3 separate regions of the Homo sapiens genome follow, and all the other regions are linked to region 1. A link is a loop called in an ENCODE intact Hi-C map of the cell type or tissue named here. Cell type or tissue: heart right ventricle. All regions are shown on one strand.

Region 1 (8,000 bases):
AAATTGTTTCTTCTTGAGGAAATAAACGAGCTGCGCCATGCAGAACTGCGCTAATCCAGATAACTCCATCTGGGTCAACAGTAAATGAGGAAAGTGCTCAGTTCTTAACATTTGACAGTTAGAGCAGATCACAGTACTCAAGGATTTTTTTTTTTGTATGAACTCCATCTGCAGCGTTTTCTACACACACACACACACACACACACACACACACACACACACACACAAAGCAGTCACGTGCATGTTCATGTACTTTGGTTTCTTCATTTGGAGATAATTTAAAATAGGCCAGGTGCGGTGGTTCACACCTGTAACCCCAGCACTTTGGAAGTCTAGGTGGATGGATCACCTGTGGTCAGAAGTTTGAGACCAGCCTGGCCAACATGGCGAAACCCCATCTCTACTAAAAATACAAAACTTAGCCAGATGTGGTGGCGCACACCTGTAATCCCAGCTACTCAGGAGGCTGAGGCATGAGAATCACTTGAACCCGGCAGGCAGAGGTTGCAGTGAGCTGAGATCACACCCCTGCACTCCAGCCTGGGTGACAGAGTGAGACTCCATCTTAAAAAATAAAAATGAAAAATAATCTCCAAGGAGCCTATAAATACATTACCAAACCTATGAAACCTTTCCCACCAATCTTGGCCTTCATTTCCCTCCTCTCCCCTCCCCTCCTCTCCCCTCCCCTCCTCTCCCCTCTCCTCCCCTCCCCTACCCCACCCCACCACTCCCCTTCCTTCATCCCTTCCTTCCTTCCCCTTGCTATGTTGCCCAGGCAGACCTCAACCTCCTGGCCTCAAGCCATCCTCCCACCTTAGCCTCCTAAGTCACTGGGACTACGGACACTTGCCACTCCACCTGACCTCTGGCCTTTATTTTCACTCTGCTGAACTCCCAAACCAGGTGTGTCTACAGCTCACTTTGTCCTTAGCACAGGCAGCCTCTTTTCTTTGTTTTGGGGGTTGTTTTTGGAGACAGTCTCGCTCTGTCAACCAGACTGAAGTGGAATGACATGATCACAGCTCATTGCAGCCATGATCTTCCCATCTCAGCCAGGCTCAAGCGATCCTCCTGCCTCAGCCTCTGCAGTAGCTGGGACTATAGGCATGCACCACCTATAGTCACACCCAGCCAATTAAATTTTTTTTTTTTTTTTTTTTTTTTTAGAGAGAAGAGTCTCAGTATGTTAGTCAGGCTGGTCTCTCAAACTCCTGACCTCAAGTGATCCTCCAGCCTTGGCCTCCCAAAATACTGGGATTAGAGGCATGAGCCACAGTGTCCAGCCCGTGTCTTTATTTCTATTGTATATGACTGTTCTTCTCTGTACGAGGATAACAAGTCCCCAGTCTTATCCCTCCATGCTCCTTCCAAGTGCTGGAGGCCAAGAGGAGAATGAGGCTGTCTTCCTCCTCTCCTGGTCCCCTCCCTGCCAGGCCACCCTGGGTGGGCTGTATTCTTCCAGGGAAGGCAGATTCCTCCAGGCAACCCTCCCCTTGACTCTCTCTCTGGGCTGGGGAATGAGCTTTCTCCTCTTGCTCCTTCAGGCCTAGGAGAAGTAAGAGTCCCTGTCCCTGGACTGCAGCATCCCTGGAAGTATGATCAAAACCCTGTCCAGTCCCATGGAAACTCTGCAGTGCCTTTTATTAAGCTTCCTGTATTTCCAGCTACAAGATGCCATGTCTTCTTAATCCAGACCCTGACCGAGAAAACCATTAGGAGATGGCTCAGGAGTATTTCTCCTTGTTCCAGCTGAAGCCCAAATCATCCTTCAATGATGGCTCTGACTCTGCAGGTTGCCCAAGACAAGGAACCCAGAAAACAGGGCTTTTGTGGACGAGGCAGCCATGAACCTGCCCTGTCTCGAAGGTTCTTTGGGGATTAATTGTTGGGACTGGGGATAAGCGTTTCTGTTTCAGGACTTCTACCTCCAGAAAAGAACAGAGGGAGGTTGGAATCAGAGGGCAACAGAGCCACTAAGATAATATGTGAAAATGCTCCCAGGAAAGTCAGAATATGGGAAAATCTGATGACAGCGAGATACTGAATGAGAATTGTTTTTAATCCGCCAGGAAAGGAAGTGGCTCTGGGGAGAGCCACTGAGGAGCAAATCTTTTAGGTGAAATGTGCTAAGAAAGGGAACTTAGGAAAGGTTTTGCTTTGGTTTTTGTTAGTTTTTACAAAGAACTAGGGCTTTGCTGATTATGTCATTGAAAAAATATGTATTGGCTGGGCGCAGTGGCTCACGCCTGTAATCCCAGCACTGTGGGAGGCTGAGGCAGGAGGATCGCTTGAGGCCAGCAGTTTGAGACTATTCTGGGCAGCACAGCAAGATTCCATGTCTACAGAAATTTTTTTTTACATAATTATCCAGGTGTGGTGGTGTGCACCTGTAGTTCCAGCTAGTGGGAGGCTGAGGCAGGAGGACTGCTTGAACCCAGAAGTTCAAGGCTGCAGCAAGGTATGATTGCACCACTGCACTCCAGCTGGGGTGACAGAGTGAGACCCTGTCTCAAAACACACACACACACACACACACACACACACACACACTGCCCTCACAAGTTGGAGCATACTTACATTAAAGGCTTTATTGTTACCTGATTTGAATTAATTAGGCATCCTGTGTTTTCCCTGGCAACCCCACCCAACGCGCAGTGTCTCTGGTCACAGTGCCTGGAAGGAGCACATTGGGGCCTCACAGCTTCCAGGCAATTGCACAGGAGGCAGCTCAAAACAGTAATCAATCTTGGGAAATTTTCCTGATTTCTGTTTTCATGTTTACATTTTTATTAGAAAACAAAAAGCATTGCCAAAAGTGGATGTTTACAATTGCTTGGGGGTAAAATATTACTATGATTCCTGATTCTTGCTGTACCAAGTATCGGGGATGATTAGGGAGAAGAAATCCAAGAATGCTTTCATTGGAAATTCAGGAAAAAGTTTACACCTTGAAGAGGGCAAGGCTGACGTTCATATGCAGCCTTTTGACTCTCTCGCCCCCTAGTGGCCATATGCCTAAACAGGGGTTTGCGTTCCTGCTGGTGACAGTTGCGTCCCCTTGGACTTCTCCATTGCACTAACTCTGCAGTAAGTGAAGTAATAATAAAATACATAGGAAGGTGAAGGTCCAGGCATATCTAAGCCCCAAAACCAGTCTGAGCGGTGCGTAGAGACAGGGCCGAGGTGCAGATGCTGCGCTGCTCCCCTGTAGCCTCCAGCTGTTTTATGGGGCTCCTGGGCTAATAGGGGAAAATCTGGCTTCACACCCTGGGGATTGAATCTGCCTAGAGTTGGTTGCCTTTATTTACACTCATTTACCCAACAAATATTTCTGGAGTGCCTACTATATGCCAGGCACCGTGCCAGGTGCTAAGCATCATTACACTTCACATCCTTCACTACGATATGGAGTTAAACGAAAGAGTTTGCACAGAGTTCTAGAAATTGTACCCAAAGCAAACTGAACACACAGCTAGGCACAGGCAGAAATTTGAGAACTGTGAGGGGATCTATATAACCAATGACCTTTTAGTTAAACTAATATCCCTGCCACATCCTTTCTTTATAACTCATATATACACGGTTTCAGCATCTTTTTTGATAAATGGTCATTAGACTTCTTGACAACTATTTATAATTCGGCACCCAGTAATCAATCAGAGTTGCATATGGTACAAAATTAATGCCATGTGATGTGCCTGGAGCCATTTCTGACTTATGGAAAAAAGATGGTGTTGGCAGAATGTTGAATTTTCATCCCTGTTTCTAGAACGTGCAATGCTGACTTGCTGACATTGAAAGAATGTACCAACAGAAACCTATTAGAGCAGTGAACTTGTTTTGGAAATAGTTGGGTTGGGCCTATTTGTGGTAGCACTGACCAAAGTCAATCAGGGAAAAGAACTGAGGCGGAATGTTGAAACATAACCTGAGTTTGTTCAGCAGTCTGGAGCATCTCCCAACTTCCACTACCCTATGTGCAATTTAATTTCTACATCCTGCCAATTTTACTTCCTGAGTATTTCTCAAAGCTTTGCCTTCTTTTTATCTTTATAATTCCCTTAGTTTCAAATCTCACATATTTTTTCCTGAATTACTGTAACAGAAACTTTATTGTAATCTCTTTTCCTGCTTCTCTCAAATCCATTCTCCACACAGATTTATCTCAAACACAAATCTGATCATGTCCTTAGTCTGCTATTGTCTTGTTCATGACTCCATGGTGCTTGCAGGACACAGTTCAAGCTTTTTGTGCATGAAATGCATGGACCTGACACCTGTCCTGGTGCGCGGAATGCATGGGACGGATAGTTGTCCTGCCACATCCACCATCATTCCATCATCTTTCCTATCACATCCCTCCTGGGGTTTTGCAGGTGCTCTGAATTGGTCTGTGAGCCTATTGAGTGAATATCCAAACATATGCATCCACCTCTGTGCTGTGTTGCTTATGAGTTTTCTCCTTGGTAAACCAGGTAACCCTGATGTGACCGAATGCCATTATTCAAAACATGTTATGAGTCTGTGTTGTTTTAAAGAGTCCCATTATCAGTGGGTAATATTTCTGTCCGATTCCAGAAGCTTACTGCCCTTCTCTTCCCCACTTCTCAGCTACAGAGAATTCTTCAGCTAATTCTCTTTGGTGTTCAGGATTTCATTAATCGGATTCTGACCTCAACATAAAATGGAAATGTTTGGGATACTGGGTGGGCGTGGTGGCTCATGCCTGTAATCCCAGCATTCTGGGAGGCTGAGGCGGGTGGATCACCTGAGGTCAGGAGTTTGAGACCAGCCTGGCCAACACGGCAAAACTCCATCTGTACTAAAAATACAAAAATTAGCCAGGCGTGGTGGTGCAGGCCTATAATCCCAGCTATTTGGATGGCTGAAGCAGGAGAATTGCTTGAACCCGAGAGGCAGAGGTTGCAGTGAGCCAAGATCGTGCCACTGCTCTTATCTCGAAAAAAAAAAAAAAAAAGCATTTACTCAGGATCTGTGTGTGCCTCGGGCTGTGGTAGGAAATGGGGATTCAGAGACAATAAAGCTAGTCTTACTCCTTGGTGACCTCATAAATCTCATGAAAGAGGCTCACATATAAGCAAAGAAAGTGCGACAAATGTTCAAAAATCTACGGCTTCTCTGATCAATGTCAACATCCTTGGCCTCCACCACTGGCAAACTGGGGCTTAATAGTTTTTTGAAAAACTGAAGGTGTGAGTGAGTAACGAGATGGATGAATTGATCATCTTTGGCCTAAAGCAGTACTCTCCGAACTACTAGGCCTTAGGAGGCAATGTTCAGTATTACATGAACAAGCCAGGTGTGGTGGCTCACGCCTGCAATCCCAGCACTATGGGAGGCTGAGGTGGAAAGACCAGGTGAGGCAAGGAATTCAAGACCAGTTTGGGCAATATAGTGAGAACCCATTTCTATAAAAAATTTGTAGAAAATTAGCCAGACATGGTGGTGTGCACCTGTAGTCCCAGATACTCAGGAGGCTGAGTTGGGAGGACCACTTGAGCCCAGGAGTTTGGAGGAGTTTGGGGCTGCAGTGAGCTGTGATTGCACCACTGCACCCCAGCCTGGGTGACAGAGAAAGACCCTTTCTCAAAATAGAAAAGAATTAAATAAACAAAACATTTTACATTTTAATAGTTATATATTTACTATACAGGATGTAAGAAAATATGCAACTGTTTTATCAAACCCAGAATCTAACAATAATATAGATGAGAGGAAGCTTAATATTTTAAGCAAGTCAGTATAAAGTTAATACTAATATAAATGGTAAGAATTTGACCCAATTACCTCTTAAAGACCCCACCTTTCCACATTGCCACACATTAGTGATTAAGTTTCAACATGAGCTGTGGCGGGGACAGACATTCAAACTATAGCCGAAGAGAAATTGTTGAAGTTTGGGAAACAAAGTAATTTTCACTGTTTCCTTTTCTTCAGGTTTTATTCTTTCCCCAAATTCAGCCTACAGTTGACTGTTTTATGTGCAACCAATGGCAATTTTTAACTATGGAATTGAAACCTTTGAAAAGATAAGACAAAGCTGTGTGTGTATGTGTCTGTTTTTAAAGATGAATCAAACTGTGTTTATTATTTATTTTATTTCATAAGTGATTCTGTAAACTGACCACGTGAATGTCCTGATTTTCATAGATTATGACTGGCTCAGGTGACAAGAAATAGACATACTAATAACCTAAGAACCTTGGGTTATTATTTATATTTGGAAGTAAGGAAAAACAGGAAATGGCTTTCCCAAGCCTCCTGAGCAGCATTTAGGAGACATTTTATATATTTTTATTTATATATTTATATACATATTTTAGGATAACATTTAGGATACAGCAGTAGTGGCATCAGGCTGACAGAAACTCTGGGAAACCCACAGTACACTGTCCTTCCCCCCCATGCACCCCTGCCCAGGCTTCAATGTCTCCACTCCTGCTTCCTTCTCTACCTCCTGCTGCTACGCGGTCTGCTCTGCTGATCTCTCTCTTTCTCCTTTTCTCTCTTTCTTTGGTTTGTGTTGCCTCATGGCTTTTGGTTGCTGTCACTTTTTTCATTATTTTTTAATTTTTTTTTTTTTTTAAGAGATGGGGCCTCGCTGTTTCCTAGGCTAGAGTGCAGTGGAGCTATCAGCTCACTGCACTCTCAAACTCCCGGGCTTCCGGCTAATTTTCTGAAAATATTTTTGTAAAGATGAGGTCTCGCTGTGTTGCCTGGGCTGGCCTCAAACTTCTGGGCTGAAGTGATCCTCCCACCTCAGCCTCCCATGTAGCTAAGACTACAGACAAGAGTCACCAAGCCACCATGCCACTGAGCCACTGTGCCACTGCACCACCTGGCTATGCTTGCTGTCTTTGTGCACCTCAGCTTTCGCCTGCCATACTGCCTGCATCTGGGGTGACCAACTCAACCCAGTTTTCCTGGGACTTTTCCAGTTTCAGCACCAGGCCACACCCAAAGTCATAGGTGAACTGGGATGTTTGGTGACGCCACCTGTATCCCTTCGCTATATATTTCATATTCGAATTCTGTAAAGGAGAAGAGGGGAAATCTGACTGGATCTCTTTGTCCCTTGTCCAACCCGGGGAGCATCTGAGCTCTTCCAGCTGAGCCTACTGATTGCACCAGTCAAGCTTGGGGGTGATGAAAGGAAGCATCCCCAGCTGCCTTTCTCAGAAGGGGCCTGTGAGCAGAGTGAGCCTGGGAATATCATCAGGTCCTGTAGTCCATTTTCCACACCAGTTTGTATCAGTGCTGCTGCTGAACATGTTGGGTGAAGGTATGTGCAGATGAGAGGTGGCAGTAGGGGGCAAGCAGAAACAATTTTAAAAATCATTGCAGCAGCTGGGTGCCATGGCTCACACCTGTAATTCTGGCACTTTAGGGGGCTGAGGTGGGTAGATCACCTGAGGTCAGGCGTTCGAGACCAGTCTGGCCAACATGGTGAAACCCTGTCTCTACCAAAAATACAAAAATTAGCCAGACGTGGCGGCACGCACCTGTAATCCCAGCTACCACGGAGGATGAGGCAGGAGAATTGCTTGAACCCAGGAGGCGGAGGTTGCAGTGAGCCAAGTTCCCAAGACTGTGCTCCAGCTTGGGTGACAGAGCAAAACTCCATCTCAAAAAACAAAAAAATTCGTTGCACCTTTTTTACTTTTATGAACTCAAGCGTTACACAAATTAGGCTCCTAATATAGTGTTATGGAAACCCTGGCCCAACCAGTCATTAAATATTTTATCCCACTCAATATTGTCCAGTTCAGAGATTGTAAATTTTGCAAAAGGGAGTGTTTACAAAGCAAAACGATGTCATCTGGGAAATGAAGAATGTTAAGCTCTAGCAGCCCTGGGGAGAAACACAAAATGCACTTCGGCTTAGGGCAGAGAAGCTTAGCCATCAATACTTTGTAAATCCTGGAGGGCTTCCTCTACCTCCTGCATGCCAGCACCCCCTCTACCCACTTGGCTCC
Region 2 (8,000 bases), 110 kb before region 1:
TTAGAATGAGTTGGAAGCTACTTACATTCTAGTGTCCCTTGTTGTAGAAGCTGCACCCTTACCCACCTGGCCCCAGAAGTGCTTCTTTGACCTCACAGGATCAAGTCTACTAGAGGCACAATATTGACAAATCTGCTAACCAGTTAAGATGGGACTCAATCTGGCATTCATGTCGCTGGAGGTTGTAAGGGAAGATGAAAAGATGCTTTCTGCTGCTGAAGGTGATAGTGCTTTGTCCCCTTTTGTAATTCAGCCTCTGGTTAGGAATGACTGATGGCTGTGGATAACTTCACCCCAGAGGAATTCACTGTGCCTCTTCCCCAGGATGCCAGCTGGGCCTTTGTTCTCATTGTTTTTGGACATCATTTTTTTTTCTTTATTTTTATTTTTTATATTCCAGGGTACATGTGCAGGATGTACAGGTTTGCTACATAGATAAAAATGTGCCATGGTGGTTTGCTGCACCTATCAACCCATCACCTAGGTATTAAGCCCAGCATGCCTTAGCTATTTTCCCTAATGTTCTCCCCCAAACCCCCACCCCTAACAGGCCCCAGTGTGTGTTGTTCCGCTCCCTGTATTCATGTGTTCTCGTGTTCAGCTCCCACTTATAAGTGAGAACATGCGGTGTTTGGTTTTCTGTTTCTGTGTTAGTTTGCTGAGGATGATGGCTTCCAGCTTCATCTGTGTCCATGCAGAGGACATGCTCTTTTTCCTTTTTATAGCTGCGTAGTATTCTATGGTGTATATGTACCACAGTTTCTTTATCCAGTCTATCATTGATGGGCATTTGGGTTGATTCCACATCTTTGCTATTGTGAATAGTGCTGCAATGAACATATGTGTGCATGTATCTTTATAATAAGATGATTTATATTTCTTTGGGTATATACCCAGTAATGGGATTTCTGGGTCAAATGATATTTCTGGTTCTAAATCTTTGGGGAATTGCCATATTGTCTTCCACAATGGTTGAACTAATTTACATTCCCACCAACAGTGTAAAAGTGTTCCTATTTCTCTGCAACCTCACCAGCAACTGTTGTTTCTTGACTTTTTAATAATGGCTTTTCTGACTGGTGTGAGATGGTATCTCATTGTGGTTTTGATTTGCATTTCTCTGATGATCAGTGATGTTGAGCATTGTTTCATATGTTTGTTAGTGCTTGTATGTCTTTTTTTGATAAGTGGCTTTTCATATCCTTTGGGCATCAACATTTTTAATGTGTTTGCTATTTGGCATCTTGGCTGCCGTTTTGTAATTTTTCATCTTATATGAAATTGAGGCACATGTGAGATACTGAAATCAACCTTTTGTAGAGGAGCAGGATGGGAAACAAGGAGGAGCTAAGGGGCCTTCTCAGGGACACTCTGTTGCTGCTGTCTTTTGTGCCACAGATGACTATTATCATGCCTCATTCCAATCTTGGGCTCTTGGCCAATGTGGGCACCATGGCACAGAGGACATTGCTGGTGCATGGGTGTCACCAAGTTCAAATCCAGGCCCTAATGTTCACTATTTGAATAGCCTCCAGAAATTTATTTCATCTCTTGGTGAAGGTATTGGTTTTATGAAAAAGTGCAATTACATAAAATAAGAGGAAGTGCTCAATAATTGCTTGCTAGCCTTGTGGCTTAAGGTTTAGGGTAATCTGTGGTTCTTCATATATACACATACATATATGCTGGCAAAGAATTAATTTCCACATTCTTATCTAGCACTTCTTTGCAATGGAGAAATAGCACTTTAAATTTTGGAGTACTTTGACACACATTTCTAAATATGTTTTCCATCCAATGTTAATGAGATTATGGTGGCCTAATAGGTGAAGGCATTGAGTGAAATTTAAAGTAAAATAAAATTATAAAATTACTACATTAAGAACATGCAATTAACTAGATAGTGGGGAGAGGGAGAGGGAGGAATTGAGGCTGCCTCCTAGATTTCTGCCTTGTGTAATGAGTGCATGATGATGCAATTGACCAAGCCAAGGACCACCAGGGAATAGCAGGTCAAGCAAGTAAATGATCAGTTCCTTTGAGGGCCTGTCGCATTTCAGGCATCCTTGGAACACCTGAAGATGTCTAATGAGGAGCTAGGCTTCAGGAGAGAAACCTAAGAGCTAAGAAAATATTACAGAGAGTTGTTGAGGTCTTTTCACTTGCTCTCCCTCTGGTCTGGAACACTGTTTCTCCAGGTATCTGCATATTTCACTCCCCATATCCTTCAAGGTCTTTGCTCAAAACATCATCTTTGCAGTAAGACTCTCCTGGCCACCCAATTATAAATGCAGAATGCTTGCTACCCCAGCTCTTCCTCTCTACCTTCTTTGTGCTATATTTTGACATAGTAGACATAACATTATCTAACCTACTATATATTTTACTTACTTTCACTTATTTGGTTCACGATGTTTCACCTATTAGAATGTAAGCCCCACGTGGGCAAGGATTTTTGTGTTTTTGTGTATTTCGTTTACATCTCTATCCTCAGTAGCCAGAAAGGTACATATAATCACTCAAGAAATACTTGTTGAATTAGAGAATGTGCCCTTCCTATGTGCCTGACACGAAGTGCTTTTTGTGTATTATCTCATTTAATCCAAGTAAGCAATGGGTTTATAGATAGTAATGAGAGCCATGAAAATGAATGAGATTTGCAAGGAGAGTATTTAACAAAAAAGAGAAGACTGAGAGCAGAGACCTAAAGAATACTATTATTTTAGAGACTGGCAAGGGAAATGGACCCTGCAGAGGAAGTCACAAAAAGCCACACAGAGAGGAGGAGGAAAACCAGGCTACTGTGGTGCTATGGCAATGAACTGAGGGAACATTTCCAAAGGGAGGAAGTGATCCAAGGTGTCAGACTAGGTAAGGAGCAAAAAGTAATTGAGAGAGAAGTACAAGCAAAGCCCCTCTGCCTTCCTTTGCCGCATCTGACTCAGATTCACTGCCGACAAGCCTCTCACCAAAATAGGTAGAACTATTTTTATTACTATCTCCTCTGACAGAGTATATTGCAAAGCTATAAATGGCAGAGTTTACTTTTTTTTTTTTTTTTTTTTTGAGACGGAGTCTCGCTCTGTCGCCCAGGCTGGAGTGCAGTGGTGCCATCTCGGCTCACTGCAAGCTCTGCCTCCCGGGTTCACGCCATTCTCCTGCCTCAGCCTCCAGAGTAGCTGGGACTACAGGCGCCCGCCACCACGCTCGGCTAATTTTTTTGTATTTTTAGTAGAGACGGCGTTTCACCGTGTTAGCCAGGATGGTCTCGATCTCCTGACCGCGTGATCCGCCTGCCTCAGCCTCCCAAAGTGCTGGGATTACCGCGTGAGCCACCGCGCCCGGCCCAGAGTTTACTTTTAAGCAAGACATAGATGATGATAGATAGTTCAGTGGTTCGCAGACTTTGGAATTTCATAAACTGATAACATTTGAGGGGTTTAAGGGAGTCACTGAAATAATAGACCAACTTACCAGTCCTCTGAATCATTCTACTCAATTCATTAAGGATGACCTGACCAGAGGAAACGAATAAACTGAGAATTGTTCAGGAGATGTGAAACCCAGTCAAGACCATTTGTCTTGCCTTCTGGTCTTCAGTGCAAGTCAAAAGTCTTATTGGAAAGGGTAAGATTTCTAGCCCACGGCCACCAATAATGGGCCCCATTGTGGGTACTGTGTCTGCCCTGCTACTCTGTTCATCATGGTGCCCAGGAATAGCCTGGAAAGTCTCTAGCACCCTTGACCATGAATATCTATCAGCCTCTTCACCCCATACCACAGATAAATACACACAATTTCAGTTAAAAAAAAAAAAGTGCTGGCTGGGAGGCATGGTAGCTCACGCCTATGGTCCCAGCACTTTGGGAGGCTGAGGCAGGCAGATCGCTTGAGCCCAGGAGTTTGAGAGCAGCCTAGGTAACATGGCAAAATCACGTCTCTACAAAAAATACAAAAATTAGCTGGGCATAACTGCATGTGCCTGTTGTCTCAGCTACTTGGGAGGCTGAGGTGAGAGGATCACTTAAGCAGAGGAGGTTGAGGCTGCGGTGGGCCAAGATTATGCCACTGCACTCCAGCCTGGGCAACAAAGCGAGACCCTGTCTCAAAAAAAAAAAGTGTTTGTTGAGTCACTTTAAGACAAATCCCCTGACTGCTCCTCCCTGCCCCACTACACACCCCCACCACACAGAAACACCCCTGATTGATGCCCCTCAGCCTCCTACTTAGAAATTGGAGCACCACACCTGAGCAGGTGAGATTCTATGTGACATGGTGCCTGGTCTTGATTGTTAATAGAGGAAGGCTTTAAAAGGAGATTACTAAAAACAGGGTGGAAGTGACTCTGAAAAGGAGCCTCAACAAAGGGAGGCTTTTATCTAGGGTCAGCTCTGCCTTCAGCAGTTGAGCAAATGAAACATTCCTTTTGCTTTTGACAATATTTCAAACTGGAGTAGCCACCCTCATGTTTTGAGAGTACAGACACTCGTTCATTATCAGACTGACATTAGCCAGAATATTTTAATGTCAACAAAGACATGTGAATGATTGTTGGCCTGATTATTTCTTATGTCCCCTTTGGAAGTCTCCATGTGTATCAGATTTTAAATAAGGAATACTTCCAGGTTGATTTTGTTGTTGTTGTTACTGTAAGAATTCTGAATCTTATCAAGGATGCAGTCTAAGTGAACTTGGAAGAAAGCTTTAGTTTCATATTTTCTGGCTAATGTTCCATAAATGTCATAACTTGGCTGTTTAATGGAGAGTATGTTTTTTTAAATGTAATAAATTTGCCAAACATTAATGAAGGGAAGAAGAGAGAATAATGGAGAAATGCCATCTCAAGCTTGAAAACATCAAAATTAGCAATAAAAATAGAAGTTTCTTATCAGGAGTGGGAGGGAGATCATTATAGGCATTAAAATAGACACAGTCTGATCTTTGCTCCTGGTTTCCTATGAGGGACTCATGGGGTAACCTTGACCCAGCAGTTCCACTGCTTCATGCCTGTTTCCTCCATTTGTCCCGTGGGAACTGTAATATTCATTTGATTAAGTAACATTTAGATTTCCAGCTGGTACAGGGAAGTTGTAACAGTCCTGCAGATGACATGGCCTTAGGTCATCCTCATGCCCCCATTGTCCAGTATGGCTCTGAGCAGAAGACTCGTGTGATATTCATAGTATCCAAATTCAGTAAGTCTACTCATCCTTAAATGAAAGCTGCTTTGTAGGAAAATCTCTAACACCAATGATGACTTAGAATGGGAGAAAAAATTAGTGAGATTTAGTTGGACTCAGAAAAAAATTTAAGACAGTAGTTTTATTACTTAGAAAGATTCATGTTAACTAGGATCAAGTTAAATCCTGGCCTAATGGCAATTTTTTCACAGAAACTACTTTGACACATCTTTAAGAATGGTCTGTTTTTAATATATTGTCTTTGCATTCTTCTGAAGGTGCTTCTAAAGTGAGGGTTCATGAAAACTGCCTTACATAATTTAAGCTTTCTTCTGCAACCATATGTACGGTGTCATTGGTTTACTAAGAAATTATTTTAATGTTAAATTTTATGTACTTTTTAAAATTCTTAACTAGAGGGGCCCAAATACATGAGGTTTTATTATTGTGGTTCTTTTATGTTTTGTTACAGGTTTTCTCTGCTCACAGAGTGCTTGGCAAACATAATAAATGCTTGAGTTAACTGATAAATAAATGAATTAGCGAAAGGCTGTAGATCTAACCCTCATAGTTAGCCTTACTTTATTCTATGTGTGGAGACAGAATCCCTGATCCTGAACACCCATTCAATACCATTTGCAAAGGCCATTTGTACAGTCTAGCCCATGAAGAAAAGCATATGACTGCAATGAGATGTGGGGTTTATTCCATCGTGGTAGTCTTCTTGCTCACAGTGACAGACTTCAGCACTCTTTCCACACTTATGCATTCTAATCAAAGAGTTAGGGAATGCGTACACTTCCTGCCTGCAGCGGTGTTAGAAAGAGTGTGTCGTGGATTTTCTCTTTATGCCAGATCAGAGCTGTGGTGGCCTCCCAAGCCTTCCCATGATGAAAAGTAAATAGAGCAGGGCATCTACCAGATTCCCAAACCAAGTTAGTGGACCATCCATTGCAGATGGTAGCCCAAATGAAGTAGTCCTTTCTCTGGGCTTACTGGGCCATTCCCATTCCACATCTCACAGTGGTCCTACAACTATATTGCATACAGTAAACTCTAAGGGTTATGTAGATAATGAGTTCTTTTTTCATGCAGAAGAAGCTAATGACTTTGAGAAGTCAGAGATGCCTGGAGGCACATGGATCTCCTCTGCCCAGGCTCAAGGAACATCCCAAACTTGTGTCCTCCCAGGCTCTGTTTTTTTAATATACATATATATATATATATATACACACATATATGTGTATATATATATATATATTTATTATACTTTAAGTTCTAGGGTACATGTGCACAACGTGCAGGTTTGTTACATATGTATACATGTGCCATGTTGGTGTGCTGCACCCATTAACTCGTCATTTACATTAGGTATATCTCCTAATGCTATCCCTCCCCCCTCCCCCTACTCAACAACAGGCCCCAGTGTGTGATGTTCCCCTTCCTGTGTCCAAGTGTTCTCATTGTTCAATTCCCACCTATGACTGAGAACATGCGGTGTTTGGTTTTTTGTCCTTGCGATAGTTTGCTGAGAATGATGGTTTCCAGCTTCATCCATGTCCCTACAAAGGACATGAACTTATCATTTTTTATGGCTGCATAGTATTCCATGGTGTATATGTGCCACATTTTCTTAATCCAGTCTATCATTGTTGGACATTTGGGTTGGTTCCAAGTCTTTGCTATTGTGAATAGTCCGCATTAAACATACGTATGCATGTGTCTTTATAGCAGCATGATTTATAAGCCTTTGGGTATATATCCAGTAATGGGATGGCTGGGTGAAATGGTATTTCCAGTTCTAGATCCCTGAGGAATCGCCACACTGACTTCCACAATGGTTGAACTAGTTTACAGTCCCACCAACAGTGTAAAAGTGTTCCTATTTCTCCACATCCTCTCTAGCACCTGTTGTTTCCTGACTTTTTAATGATTGCTGTTCTAACTAGTGTGAGATGATATCTCACTGTGGTTTTGATTTGCATTTCTCTGATGGCCAGTGGTGATGAGCATTTTTTCATGTGTCTGTTGCCTGCATAAATGTCTTCTTTTGAGAAGTGTCTGTTCATATCCTTCGCCCAGTTGCTGATGGGGTTGTTTGTTTTTTTCTTGTAAATTTGTTTGTGTTCTTTGTAGATTCTGGATATTAGCCCTTTGTCAGATGAGTAGACTGCAAAAATTTTCTCCCATTCTGTAAGTTGCCTATTCACTCTGATGGTAGTTTCTTTTGCTGTGCAGAAGCTCTTTAGTTTAATTAGATCCCATTTGTCAATTTTGGCTTTTGTTGCCATTGCTTTTGGTGTTTTAGTCATGAAGTCTTTGCCCATGCCTATGTCCCGAATGGTATTTCCTAGGTTTTCTTCTAAGGTTTTTATGGTTTTAGGTCTAACATTTAAGTCTTTAATCCATCTTGAATTAATTTTTGTATAAGGTGTAAGGAAGGGATCCAGTTTCAGCTTTCTACATGTGGCTAGCCAGTTTTCCTGGCACCATTTATTAAATAGGGAATCCTTTCCCCATTGCTTGTTTTTGTCAGGTTTGTCAAAGATCAGATAGTTGTAGATGTGTGGCATTATTTCTGAGGGCTCTGTTCTTTTCCATTGGTCTGTATCTCTGTTTGGGTACCAGTACCATGCTGTTTTGGTTACTGTAGCCTTGTAGTATAGTTTGAAGTCAGGTAGCGTGACAAAGGATGTAAAGGACCCTTTCAAGGAGAACTACAAACCACTGCTCAATGAAATAAAAGAGGATACAAACAAATGGAAGAACATTCCATGCTCATGGATAGGAAGAATCAATGTCATGAAAATGGCCATACTG
Region 3 (8,000 bases), 200 kb before region 1:
AAAAGTATCTTCATTGGGATTAATTCATTGATTATAAGCAAGGCAGAGAGAGGAGGAGAACTATTTGATTAAATGTATTCTCTTCTAACCTCAAAGGTAAATCATGCAACATATATCCCAACCAAGCAAGGGCTAGAAAAAGCTGCACACACGTTAAGGGATTGGACTTTCAAGTTTCATCTTTCTATTTGTCAGTTCTGCTTAAATCTTTCCCTTTTCTACTTCTTTTCATGAAGGCCTCAAAAATCATTTTTGTCTCTTTTCAGCAAAATAGTATCCTTCACCATTAAATTATTGATGTTAATAATCTTTTTTTAATGAGGTGGATTTTTATTCATGCTCAATCAAAAGAATCCACACCCTTCTCCTAATTCAGTTTCTGTGGGTGCTCCTCCACTCTTCTAATGATTAGTCATATCTTTGGGTGCTGGGAGAGAAAAAGATTTTCTAAAATATATTTTAGGAAAGCATGCACTTTGTTTTTTTCTGATTTTTTTCAAAGTAGGCATATCTGTTTAAAGTACCACTAGCTTTGCAAAAACATTAAATTACTATAGGAAGAGCAAAGAGTCATGAGCAAATAAAAATGTAAGGAACTGTGCTTTAATATTTTTAAATTGCTGCACTATGACATCTCTACAAAGGGTCCTAGTTAAAAAATAACTTGACTTACTGTCTTAGGGGTTGGCAGCCAGAGAGGGAGGAAAGGGCTATAGATTAAGAAAGTGGGTTATAAGAGTATAGAATTTTAGAGGTAGAAAGAACGTTGGAGAACAACCTAATATCCCAAATCCTTCATTTTATGAGCGAGGGAATTGCAGGCAAGTGAGATAAAGTGACAATAGAACTTGGAACCTACCCTTTGAAAATAAAGAGTTACAAGTGACTTTGTCTACACATGCAAAGCCAAGTGTGAAATGGTGCCTTTCTGCTTAAATGACATTTAGAGCCAGGATTGTCAAATTCTGCATCCATGTTGATTGGGTCATCAAACTAGTCGGGTATTTTCCTAATCTCTGCTAAAAGCCATGCTTTGCAAACCCAGTCTGTGGGTCTACAGCAAAATGCAGCTCAGGCCCTGCTCCCATGCAGCCACTTGAACAGCTTTTAGCATTGTACACTCGATTGTTCAGTTTTGTGCTGAGACACCATTTTCTTGCCATCCTGTTTCCATTGACTTCTCAGTTCTTTTTTCACGTAGCCCATCATGTACTGGCTAAGCACTCAGATATGCATAGCCCTGAGTTAAGTGGTTAGTGGGAACACGAAAGTACAAGCCAAGGTCCTGAAGGAGCTTATTCTCTAATTAAGAAATAAATGGATGCATGAAGAAGTGAGATCATAGATCCTGTATCTGCAAGTGTAATATATTCAGTGCTGTGGTTCAGAAAAGGGAGTAATCTCTATACACCGCCCTGGATTTGAACTGGACTGTAAAATGGGGTAGGTTCTAGATATATGTTCATATGTTCAGATATCTACATAGATTCTATATCTAGATATTCATATATCTAGAACGTATCTATCCGCATTTCACGTATATGATATATCAGTATATCACAACCATGACGTACGATATAATTACATGAAGCAGACAGGGAATGGCATTCTAGGGAAGGCGATAACATGCACACATACTTTAAGTTGGTAATAAACACCCCATATCCCAGTGTCAGATAGGAAAATAATCTGTTGGGGGCAGGGGGATTCATGATAGGAAGTAGCTGGTTGGGTGTGTTTTAGGAGAACTTGACTACTAGGCTGAGTACATTATCCCATTAAATATAGCAAGGCTGCTCATTACAAGCCTATGAGTAAGTCAACTTTTCATGGTGGAGAGTAGAGAACATAAATTGTCTTGCAATCCATTAATATTATGACATGATTACCTGGTTGCCCCCCAAAACGCATCATTTTATGGGCTCTCTTCTGGTAAAATTACTTTTCTGACTCTGTAACACCATAAAAGAATACTCCCCAAACCACAAAACTGAGACAACTAGAGTGCTTTGGATTTTGCTACCCATGTAGATTTATAAGTTTTCTTTTTATTGATAATTCATTGTGGAAATTACTTTGGCAAATATGTATTCAGAAGTCCATTCAAAAAGGAAAAACTCACTAAGTGAAGAATCTAAAAAGTTAATACAGCTCACAGAGCAGCCAAGAAATAGAAATAGAAATGGTGAGGCTTGAACTTCTAGCAAAGATATCAGTGTTTCACGTGATGGATCCAGAAGGAGATGCAATCCTTGCCTACCCCATTGCCATCTTTTCAAAGTCAAGAATGAGACCCAAGAGTAACAGGAGAGGGATGGAGGCTGACAAAGGCAAAGCAGCAGAAAGGAATCATTTAGAATATGCTCATGTCCTGATTTGAGGTTGAAGACCCCCCAGGATAAGAAGTGTTCTGCATGAGATATGTTTATTTGGCAAACAAGAAAGGCCAGAACAGGGCCATCATTTCTTTTTTTTTTTTTTTTTTGGAAGCCCTCGTGATGGGATAAGAAGGAACGCATCCCAGCCAAAGGTCTAGAAGGAAGCTTCAAGGTCAGGCCCTGATTTGACACAGGGCCCCTAACACTGTCAAAGTGGCATGCCTGTTGGCCCCTACAAATGCACGAGGAGAGTTTCTGTGTTGTGACAGAGTCACACTATTTATCCTCCTTCACTGAGCTTGCAACTCTAGGAGGGACACAAATGGAGTGTGAGGGTGGCAGGAGGAAGAAAGGCCACCCTTAACCAGCCAGATAAACTGAACCAACACTGCGGGACAATGGAATAAGTGATACCACCGCCAGTTTTACTTTCTTTTTCTTTGCTTATATGTCATTTAAGAGCCACTTGCAGTCACTTGTCCCCATGAACAAAGGTACTCTGATAGCTTCCTTTTTTTTTTTTTTTTTTTTGAGATGGAGTCTTACTCTGTTGCCCAGGCTTGAATGCAGTGGTGAGATCTCGGCTCACTGCAACTTCTGCCTCCCGGATTCAAGCAATTCTCCTGCCTCAGCCTCCCAAGTAGCTGGGATTACAGGCACCAGCCACCACACCCGGCTAATTTTTGTATTTTTAGTAGAGATGGGGTTTCACCATGTTGGCCAGGATGGTCTTGAACTCCTGACCTCAAGTGATCCACCTGCCTCGCCCTCCCAAAGTGCTAGGACTACAGGCGTGAGCCACTGCGCCCAGCCTGATAGCTTCCTTTTTATCCCCACTGGTGTAAGTTGACTAAACAGCAAGTCTTGAGGACTTTCATGGTCTTCTCTCCTCTCTTGTTCTAGGCTATTGCTTAGTCCCCTCATCCTAATCAGGAATAGTCAATACCTTCAGAAGCTCCATGGAAGATATCCAGGAGATTATCCAACTCTTTCAGATTTCCCAGAGTCCAAGAGTTTGGCTCTCCATAGCCCAGCTTTTTTTTTTTTTTTTTTTTGAGACAGAGTCTCATTCTGTTGCCTAGACTGGAGTGCAGTGGCATGATCTCAGCTCACTGCAACCTTCGCCTCCTGGGTTCAAGTGATTCTCCTACCTTAGCCTCCCAAGTAGCTGAAATTACAAGTGCATGCTACCACACCCAGCTAATTTTTGTGTTTTCATCAAAAATACATTTGGATTTTTAGCAGAAAACGGGGTTTCACCATTTTGGCCAGGCTGGTCTTGAACTCCAGACCTCAAGTTATCCACCCACCTCAGCCTCCCAAAGTGCTGGGATTACAGGCATGAGCAACCGCACCCAGTCTGTAGTCCACCTTTTGTAAGAGATGTGAATTGGGATGAGTCTTCCCGGTGTGCCTAAGTCTCAGCTCAGGCTCCTAAACATTCAAGAGAACAGAGAAACTGTCCTGAGGTTACAGGCCTTCGCATTTCTCCTGATGCAGTGGATGGGATAGCAAGTACCAAGGCTTAGCGACTACTCTAGCTTGTGAGCAGATCTGGGGATCCCTAGAGGGAAAGAGGAGAATGTGAATGATTTAGAGTCGTCTTTGGTCTAACCTGGTCATGACTGTGCTGTGTTCCTGACCTGGCTTAGAAAAACCCTCCCATTGACAAGCCTTTCTTGGTTTCTACACCATAAGTTGATGACTATTGAAGCTGAACATGACCTCAATGGTCTTTTAGTTGGCATATTACACTTGGGTTGGGGTGTGGATATGTGGGAGTTTGAGGGATGGGGATTAGGTAGCTGAGGACCAGGGACATCTGATGTAGTGGAAATCTCCTTTGTGCTGATTTTAGGTCTCAGGACAGTCCCACAGCCCAACACCACCTTATCCATGGGACTATCGTGATCGTTGGGTTCTCCGGATGGAGTCCTAACATCGCCCTTTTAAGCAGTTGCCCTTTCTTTCTACTACCCAGGTCAAGCTTTGGAGAAATGGGACAGAAAGTCAAGGAGAGTTTTAACTTTAAACTCAGCAGCCTTTTTTGAAGGTGTCGCTGTGGAAGCCAAGATCATGTCTGGGATTGACCCTAAGGTTGATGGAAGGTTTCTGAGCATAGTTCAGCATCATCCCACCAGGGGGCAGTAGGAAGCTGTGTGCACAAACCATTTCATCTTGACCAAAGTCAAATCCGAACCATACAACTTTTCTGTCCTTGAACCGGAGCTTCATTAAAACCCTTGGGCAACATTTCAAACTTTAAAACTGTAGAAACTTTTAGTGAATATGGAAGCATTGTTAAGCGTAGGTTGGATTTTCTCTTCATAACCAATACAGGATTCAATTTTGCTGGGAGCATGTCATCATTTATTTTCTTGTCTGAAATGGCTGTTTTTCACTGGTTTCAAGATCTGAAATATGAATGCATTATTTACAATTATGTAATACCCTTACCCTGAGCTGTAAAATAAAAATTAAAAAAACTTGCTTTTCCGTGTCTTTTAAAGTGTTGCCTCCAATCCATGTTATTAAAATTTAAAAGAGCCCAAGAGCAGCATTGGTAATAGCAGAGAACAGATTCACACTCAGATTCATTTTTGTTTAGCACTTGCCGTGTGCCAAGCATTGCCCTGGGAACTAGGAGTACAGGGGTGGCTCTGTTCCTCGGGGAGATCATGGTCTCCTGGAAGATCCTACAAAATAACAGAAGACCAAGTCCCCTGTGCTCTGGAGTAATTAGAATGCTGCTCTTAGCTTTTAGGCAAAAAGCTAATCAAATTGGTAAATGGGAAAAAGAAACACAATAGAATCCTTTCTGGAAAAACCACTGCTTAGGAAACCTGACATGTTCATAATTGCAGGATTTGGGGTAAAAACCCCTCAAAGCAAATTTCCTACTTTATCAATTCCATTACAGCCAATTATGGCCTGTGTGTGTGTGTGTGTGTGTGTGTGTGTGTGAGTGTGTGTGTTGTGTCTATATATAACGAAATTAGGGCAAATGGCTTCCTCATTATTAAGAGAGCATTTTTCCTTCCTACTTGAGTTTTCATTATTTCCTAAGTAATATTTTCTCAGTGCAATTTTGCAAATGTAAGATACCCGGGAATAGATACAGGTTGAAGCGGCAATCCAGGGACTGTCTCATAAAAGCATTGAGAAGTTTGGAAGCACATTAAGTTTTTAGATTGAAACAGCAATAAAATAATGTCACTGTGTTATGAACCAGGTGCTGCCTGCCTGCCTGATGTGTCTTGATTCTAATTAGTTAAACAGTAAAAATGGAGCCCTTATTTTTTTGGCAAGGTTAAGCGTATGGCTGAACATGCTCAGCACAGGACAGTGATTTGCAAACTCTGAATCCTGGTCCCCAGTCTATTCTTGACTTTGGGAAAGTCACTTCGCCTCTTGTTTCTTATTTCTCTTGAGTAAAATGGAAGCCATGAAACAGTCCATCTCACTGGGGTACCGTGATGAATGTCACAGATGATGGAAATATGCTTTGCAAATTCAAACTGGGGTTGAAATGTTGGTGCTAGCCCATAGCAAAGAGGTATGTGTCTGGTTTCATAGAGAAGCAACTCCCCTGCCTCCCTTTTTTGCCCACTTCTAGCCTCTGCATATGCCTAGAAGCACCAAGATCATTATTCAGCCATTTTTGCCCTTAAACAAACCAAATGCAGTCATTTCAAAGATATTCAGAAAGCATCTTGCCTTTATGCTCTTCAGGAAGCAGGAACCATGAAAATCAAGTTATTGTAGTTGTGCTTATGCGCCTTCTTGCCTCGGATTGACAGGGAAGGTATTGCATTTGGGGACCATAACCGCAAAATGGATTTATGATATAGGAAGGAGACAATTTCTCCATGTGGAAAGGGGAGCACTGGGCCGGTAATTCCTTGTGGTGAGTTTTTCTTCCCTAGACAGCAAACACAACGGCAGAAACTGTTATTTTCTTTTTTACTGTGTATCCAACACCTGTCACAGTGCCTGGTACACCGTAGCCCTACAGTAAATGTTCGCTGAAAGAATGTTGAGAAAAAAAATCCACTGTTTCACTTGAAACTGCTAATTGTCATACCAAAGTACTTGAAAACTGCATTTTCCATGAAGATCCTAAGTCATAAAACAACCATGAAATAATTGGAACTAATACTAATCCATTCATGTCTAAATTTATGTACAAAATTATAAAATTTTAATATATTTTAAAAGGCTTTTTTAAAAATGAACTTTAACTTTGATCTTTATTGTTTTTAGTAGATTTTTCTATAAGCCTGAATTCCCACAGTTCAAAAGAATGAAGAGAGATGCTAGTTTACCCTTGTATTGCGGAAACTCCAACAATACTTAACTAGCTCACAGGGGAAAATGGGATTTCAGTCACATGGTTTTTATTCTTATTTACTCCTGAGCATCCCAGTATTTTAAAATGTAAAGGCATAAAGAGGAGATACAAATGCCTTCAAAACTCACTGTTACTTCTTAGAAGCCCAGGATGACTTGAGAATTGAAAAACAGCACAGCTTCATGGTCTAACCTGTTTCGAAGGTGATTCCCAAGTCTCTTCTATGAATGCTTTGTACTGGGATTTCAACTGTTTGTGCTTTTAGTGTTTCTTAAGGAAGAAGCAGCCACATTTCATGATTCCTACCAACTTGCAGGAAGTTCTACTGTGAAAGAAGGATAAAAGAACTTAGTATTATTTTCAGGAGAAGGGTTACATTTTCCCACATTATCACATGTCCCCCCAAAAAGTATCATTGAAGGGAAAATTGAGGACTTCTTAAAAGAAAATAGAGTTTAAGGCCACTATGAAAAGAAATGCTTTAATTTTTTAATTGCTTGGGTCCATGTTCAATAAAGAGCTTCGCTAATCATTTTTCCTAATTACTTTGGCTAACTCACATTTGATGGGAAAAATATATATTGTGGAAACTGCAGTGAAATGTAAGTTGTTCTCCCATGTAATTAGTTTGTTCTGGGAGCTTATTTTTATTACAAAAATAATTTGTGGTAGGTAGCTATAGGAAGACGCTCAGGCTGGAAGGTTTCAGGATAATATTTTCTATGTGAAACCTTCTCTACCATGAGAAGTCATTTTATTCCTTGGAATTCAAACATATACTTTACATCTAATTCTAGATAGAGAGATGTAACAGACCTGGGCCTTTCACTGTCTGGCAGCATTTTGGTGGCCTTCTATCCATGGAGGGAATTAAAGGCTTCAGGCATCAGGGCCCTGTATATTCTTTCAGAGAACCTATCTCTGGGGCCCTGTTTCCCTTTCTTACTTGTGTCTCCCTCTCAGTGCCAGTTCAGTTATATGGGAGGTGTAGGGAATGGTGGAGGTTGGAAGAAGGGCACAGCCATGCCTATACCTGGAGTGATTTCTCCAGGGAACATTGACTGGTTTTGTTCATGGCTCCCTGAAGCCAGGAGGTATGGAGAAGGGGGCTTTCTTTTTTTTTTTCCCCCCAAAACTAATCTAACTGCCTGTTCTCTGAATCCCATTTATACCAACTCCCCAGGAATGTCCTCTCAACTATTTTCAATTTTACCCTCCGTTTGGCTCTTTCTCCTTTGCTTTCAAACATTAGTAAATTCACTTATATTTTT

What was found. Hi-C counts contacts between places; a loop is a spot of excess contacts. Peaks named below come from ENCODE experiments on the same cell type or tissue, not always from the same donor. Only the 100,000 strongest peaks of a DNase experiment are listed, where the experiment ranks them.
Region 2: a loop joins it to region 1, with 2.0 times the contacts of the local background. A loop is called at or near these places in 2 of 110 quality-filtered maps.
Region 3: a loop joins it to region 1, with 12 times the contacts of the local background. A loop is called at or near these places in 90 of 110 quality-filtered maps.

The regions. Positions count from the first base shown.
Region 1 is chr10:24,193,620-24,201,619 of GRCh38, forward strand. It overlaps a transcript of KIAA1217 not described here. Among named protein-coding and RNA genes, the nearest start is that of KIAA1217, 12 kb to the right of the region's middle. In heart right ventricle, CTCF peaks have their summits at 3,006 (motif pointing left) and 3,211; a DNase peak (open chromatin) is centred at 3,012; H3K27ac peaks cover 1,675 bases.
Region 2 is chr10:24,081,866-24,089,865 of GRCh38, forward strand. It overlaps a transcript of KIAA1217 not described here. Among named protein-coding and RNA genes, the nearest start is that of KIAA1217, 120 kb to the right of the region's middle. In heart right ventricle, no CTCF peak of the experiment used is centred here; no DNase peak of the experiment used is centred here; H3K27ac peaks cover 1,019 bases.
Region 3 is chr10:23,990,141-23,998,140 of GRCh38, forward strand. It overlaps a transcript of KIAA1217 not described here. Among named protein-coding and RNA genes, the nearest start is that of KIAA1217, 210 kb to the right of the region's middle. In heart right ventricle, CTCF peaks have their summits at 4,523 (motif pointing right) and 4,723; a DNase peak (open chromatin) is centred at 4,511; H3K4me3 peaks cover 386 bases.